2 separate regions of the Homo sapiens genome follow, and region 2 is linked to region 1. A link is a loop called in an ENCODE intact Hi-C map of the cell type or tissue named here. Cell type or tissue: gastrocnemius medialis. All regions are shown on one strand. Each heading gives the region's core, and the rest is flanking DNA. Links, peaks and the distances in the headings are about the cores only.

What was found. Hi-C counts contacts between places; a loop is a spot of excess contacts. Peaks named below come from ENCODE experiments on the same cell type or tissue, not always from the same donor. Only the 100,000 strongest peaks of a DNase experiment are listed, where the experiment ranks them.
Region 2: a loop joins it to region 1, with 2.7 times the contacts of the local background. A loop is called at or near these places in 3 of 110 quality-filtered maps.

Annotation. Positions count from the first base shown.
Region 1 is chr15:64,094,743-64,097,650 of GRCh38, forward strand. It overlaps SNX1 (sorting nexin 1), which reads left to right and starts at 1,240. Exons shown (of 15, transcript NM_003099.5): 1 at 1,240-1,430. The coding sequence starts at 1,272. RefSeq lists enhancers at 1,224-1,343, 1,484-1,563. In gastrocnemius medialis, for the core only: CTCF peaks have their summits at 1,414 and 2,118; a DNase peak (open chromatin) is centred at 1,189; H3K4me3 peaks cover 2,450 bases; H3K27ac peaks cover 2,500 bases.
Region 2 is chr15:64,013,639-64,016,546 of GRCh38, forward strand. The region is part of intron 2 of DAPK2 (death associated protein kinase 2); the gene reads right to left. Among named protein-coding and RNA genes, the nearest start is that of DAPK2, 31 kb to the right of the region's middle. In gastrocnemius medialis, for the core only: no CTCF peak of the experiment used is centred there; DNase peaks (open chromatin) are centred at 357 and 1,553; H3K27ac peaks cover 2,500 bases.

The DNA.
Region 1 (2,908 bases), core at 409-2,908:
CAGTGAACCAAGATCGAGCCATTGCACTCAAGCCTGGGGGAGAAGAGCGAGACTTCCCTCAAAAAAAAAAAAAAAAAAAAAAGTGTATCTTAAGCCCTCTGGTGTTCGTGGGTGTGATGGATGCCAGTAACAAAATCGATTTTATTTTATCCATCCATCCCTCCGATCAAATTTGTAGGTACTAATTTGCCATAGGTGATCCATAGGCATGGAAGATACAAAGATAAAACGCTGCCCCCGCCTTCAAACAGCTCACATGACCTGTGAGGGAGTCCATCCCTGAATTTGCAGTTACAACCAAACTAACTAAACCTCTTGTCAAAGTTGGTGACAAATGCCATTTCTATTGAGAAGATAGGATTATCTTGCAGAATTGTCCCATGCTAACATGCCCATTTATCTTTAAACTCCAGTCTTGTTTGTCTAGTTAATGTAGGCCTTAGGATCACCAGACAATGAATTGCTTAGGTCCCAAGGAAATTTTGGTCAGGGTTCAATAATTTCCCTGCCGTCTATTCCACTCCACTTACTCCACAGCAATTGAGAGGATAATCCTAACATTTTTCCAGCCAAATCTAGGACACTGAGGCCTCACTTCATCTGTGAGGCCTCCCTACTTCTCCAAGCAGAATTGATTATCTCTTTCCCTGTGCTCCCACAGGGCACCATAGCATTGAACATGTCGAACTGTCGATTAAATACCTGATTTCTGTATCTGAAACTCACAGCAAGGTGCCAGGCATACAGTAGATGCTCAGTATCTGTATTTCTTAATGAATTAACTGAATGTTGCTCAAGGAATAAGTGGTGAAGCTTTCTTCTAGTCTTGTTCAGATACCTCAATCGAAATATTTATTGACTCTCTGTGAGGGCATTGTGCTTGGCATGGGTAGATGGCATGTAGAGGTTTTCAAACATTTTAGTGACACTCCTTCATTCAGACGAACTCTTAGAAGCCTGTTGGATAAAGCTATCCAGAGCACAAAGGGCCCTAGAAACCTGAGCAGCCCCTAACTCCTACTTTTCTGCCCCTTTGGCCCCACTCGTTAATATCTCAGCATCGCGAACCAGGCCTCGGATTTGCTGCGCAGCCTCAGCTGGCCGGGTGCCGCCCCGCCCCCAGCGCCTAAGCCCCGCCCCTAGGTCTCCGCCCCTCGGATCCCACGGGGTCCCTTGCGGCCCTCCCACTCCTCGCACCGTTGGATCGCTTTGCTCACGGCGCTATCTCTCGATAAAGTTGTTGTTGCGGCTTCCGCCGCGGGTGGAAGAAGATGGCGTCGGGTGGTGGTGGCTGTAGCGCTTCGGAGAGACTGCCTCCGCCCTTCCCCGGCCTGGAGCCGGAGTCCGAGGGGGCGGCCGGGGGATCAGAACCCGAGGCTGGGGACAGCGACACCGAGGGGGAGGACATTTTCACCGGCGCCGCGGTGGTCGTGAGTTTGCACCCCTCGGGGTAGCAGGCGGGAGGGCACCCCGAAAGGGAAGAGAGGCTAAGCGAGAATCGGGGAGGTTGGGCAGAGTGGGCCCGGTGAGACCTTGCCTCGGTGTCAGCAGTCCGGGCCCCGGGGACCCTGGATGTGCTCGAAGCGGTAGAGCTTGGCTTCCCGGCCCCCAGGCGGGAAGAGTAAAGAATGAGGGTTGTGGTGCCTTCGTCGGCTAGCTCCCTAACAGCCGAGAACCGCCGACGCCGTCCTTTGACCCTGCAGTGTGGTGACACTCCACGGATCCACGGGGTTATTTTGCAGGTCGTGTCCTGCCAAGGCAGATTCAGTAGGACGGAATAAGCGAATGGGATGCAGACCTTTCCCCCGTCTTACTGCTTCTAAGATGAATAGCGTTATGTGGACTAGCCTGGGGTGGTGACCCGCCCACCAGTTCTTTCTTTAGCCCAGCATTTACCGATAATAACCAAAGGCCCTTTCTGGATCTTAGTTTACAAAAGTTATGTTGATTCTTCTGATCTCTAGGAAAATCAGGCCAGAGGCTGGTGGACAGAAGGCACTGCCAGATAAATCACTACATAGATCAGAAAGCTTTCTCCTTTTTAAAGGGATGTGTTCAAGTGCCCACGTACCTCACTGGGAGCAAATCTGAAATGTGATGAGGAAATGGTGTTTCCCGTAATGTTACCGGTAGGAGGCCCTTGAGTGTAGGTTGTCGAGGTTCTTGGCATTTTGAACAAATAATTGGACAAAACGCACAAAATAACAAAGGAATGAAACACAAACGAAGCAGCGAAAGCAGGAATTTATTAAAGCGAGAAAGCACCCCACAGGGTGTGAGTGGGCCGGAGCAAGGGGCTCAAGAGCCCACTTACAAAGTTTTCTGGATTTTAAGTGCTCCTTTTATGGTTCCTATGGGTTACCCCTTATCTGGATGAAGGATTTGGTCTGTGGCTAAAGGCCGAGGTGAATTGGCGTCCTGTGCAGATGAACGGATGGTCCCTGCTTGGCCTGCGGCCAGTCTAAGGCACTCTCCCTTTCCATGTGAGACGTGGTGGATGGGGAGGGTTGCAGGGATAGTAGCCTTTGATCCTTTGCCACTCGGGCGTGGGCAGATGGGTTTTTTCCTTTTGGTTTAGCTTTAGGAAGTTGGCCTTAATTGGCCTTAGGTTCCCTGCCCCCAAACCCAGGGGGTTCCTTTTGGGAATTCAGCTTTGGGAAGTCAGCACGAATTGGCCTTAGATTCCTTGCCCCCAGACCTTGGTGTTTTCTCTTTTAGAAAGTTAACGTAAGTTGACCTCAGATTCCCTGCCCCCAAACCTTGGTGTTTTTCCTTGATTCAGCATGAATTGCCCTTAAGTTCCCTGCCTCCAGACCCTATTCTCCTGCCTCAGTAATAAATATCCGGGTCTCTAATAAGAGTTAGGTATTAGAAAAAAATAATCTTTGTAATGTGGAAATCAGTAATC
Region 2 (2,908 bases), core at 124-2,623, 81 kb before region 1:
TGCATTCCTTCTAAAATGATTGCAGACCTGGGAAGGAGGGTGCTATTAAGTGAACAGAGTTATAGGTTTCCTGGCAGCGGTGACTGAGAAAGCAAGCTGGATTTGAGAAATTATTCATTCTGGAAAACTACAGTTGGCCTCATATCACATCAAAGCCAGAGGAAACATGGGACCAGTCCCTGTAAGTGGTCCAGCCTCACATGAATAAATCATGATGCCATTATGAGCAGATAGAAATCTCCTGCTTCAGGACTAATTAGTCATTTCACTTAGAAAATGGGAGAGGCCCCAACCTTCTCTGGGTGTGGCTGGCAGCTGTGCCAGAAAGAAACACCTTCTAGCCAGGGTTCTGGCCAGGAGGCTAGGCTGCCAGAGGCCTTGCTGAGGTTGCACCAACACAGGTCAAGTGTTTATCTACTTGGTTTTCCTCTAACTAGGCTCCCAGATGGACTTCACCTACCCACGGAGAACCTGATCCTTGGGAAATGGGGTTATCACAGAGAATGCTTTACAGGGAAAAGCATGGTCCATCCTGCAGTTTGGGTTTTTAGGAATACTACCTGCGGAGGCAGCACTGCTGGGACCAGGATCAGGGAATGGGATCTCTGACCCTACCTTGGCCACAAGGAGAACATTTATGTTGGTCCAGGCCCTGGCCTTATCAGACATGAGCCTTCAGAGACCTGAGAGCTGTTGGGACAATCACACAGTGTTCTGCCTGAAAAGGACCTTTGATAGTATCCGATAGTCCAACATTCTGGCTTTCCACAGGAAGAAATGAAAACCCTGGGAGTAGGTCACTTGTTCAAAATCACCCAATGATTTAGGAACAGAGAGGAGACAAGACCAAACACTTTCCTATGCCAGTTGAGCAGCCAAGGAGGCACTGACAGGTGTTTACCAAAGACTGCATGGTACTGCAGGGGGGCTTACATCTAACTGGAAAAACAAGGCCTGATCCCTCAGAAGAGTTAATATTATTACACAAAAATAAGACCTGGCTGGGCTTGGTGGCTCACGCCTGTAATCCTAACACTTTGAGAGGCCAAGGCAGGTGGATCACCTGAGGTCAGGAGTTCGAGACCAGCCTGGTCAACATAGTGAAACCCCGTCTCTACTAAAAATACAAAAATTAGCTGGGCATGGTGGTGGGCACCTGTAATCCCAGCTATTTGGGAGGCTGAGACAGGAGAATCACTTGAACCTGGGAGGTGGAGGTTGCAGTGAGCTGAAATCGTGAAATAGAGCCACTTCACTCTAGCCTGGGTGAAAGAGCGAGACTCCATCTCAAAAAAAAAAAAAAAACATTCTGACATTGTTGAAGGAGGGAGGACAGATAAAGTACCAGATGCGTTGATAGCCAAGAGGCATGCAGTAAGGAAGAATGCTAAGAGGAGGTGGGCAGGGAATGATGGGGAGGGAGATCTGGACAGAAGAGGAGAGAAGAACAGATTCTGCAGTGTTAAGTAAATGTAAGGCAGCAGGAAAGGGTACCGTGTGGTCAGGAGTCTGTGCCAGCTGCAGTCTGGCAGGAGAACAAACAGCCTGGCTGACCCACAGGGCCCTGCCATGCCAAGGACAGCCTCTCTCTTGCTTATGCCACACAGGACAACGACAGCATGTTCGAGGTGGGAATTACCACTCTGACGTTCAAAAGTAGCTAATCCCAGAGCTGCTCTGTGAGCTCTTTATATAAGGTCTTCCCATTGCCTAAAGGTCTAAAGGATCGAGACCACTTGACCACAACACTCAGGGCACTGCTATAGGCAGAGTAGAGGCAGCTGCTGTCAGCTCAGTGCCCAGCCTGCAGTGAGTGGATTGACCCCCAAAGTTCTCATGCAACTCCAAGAAGAAACAGGGGTGGGCAGTCATAGTGGGTTGAATAGTGGCTCCCTAAAATATATTTCCATATTCTAACCCCTGGCACATGTGACCATGACCTCATTTGGAAAAAGGGCCTTTGCAGATGTAATTAATTTATGGATCTTAAGATGAGATCATTCTGGATTACCTGAGTGGGCCCCAAATCCAATGACAGATGCCATAAGAGTGAGGCAGGCAGAGATTAGACAGAAGAGAACTCACAGAGACACACAGGGAGAAAGCAACATGAAGATGGAGGCAGAGATTGGAGTGATGTGTCTACAAGCCAAGAACACAAAGGATCACCAGCAGCCACCAGACGCTAGGAGACAGGTATGGAACTGATTCTGTCTCAGAGCCTCCCCAAGGAATCAACCCTGCTGACACCTTGATTTTGGACTTCCGACCTCTACAACTGGGAGAGAATAAATTTATGTTGTTTGAAGCCACCCAGTTTGTGGCCATTTGTTATGGAGGCCCCAGCAAACTAACACAGCAGGGAAAGGGGGCATAGGGAGGAAGGCTTGGGTTCTTCAGGAAAGCATCCGAGAGGACAAAGCAGCCTCTGCTCTTCAGGGCCCACGCAGCGCAGGGAGGGCTGGCTCCAGGGGACTGCAGGTCAGCATGGCCATAAGCAGGAAAGTCCTCCTCTCTCTCAGGTACTGCCGCCACCAGCAGGACACACGGCCTCTTACAGATTCTCTGCCCACAGCCATGGTCCTGTCCACCTCTCCAGCACCTTCCACACCTGACCCCCCTTATCCATGAGTTTCCCAAAGTAACTGGCACTATCCTTCTCCAGCAAGTTTCTTAGAGTCCATTATCACAGAGAGGCAGTGTAGTTCAGTGGAAATTGTTCTGGCTTTGGAGCCAAAGAGACATGGATTTTAATCCCAGGGTGACTTGGGATATGAGTGATTTGCCCTCAGTGAGCCTCAGTGTTCTCATCTGTAAAGTGGGGTAAATAATCGCTGCCTTGCAAGGTTATTGTGACAGTTAGAAATAGCATAGGCTGGGTGCAATGTCTCAAGCCTCTAATCCAAAC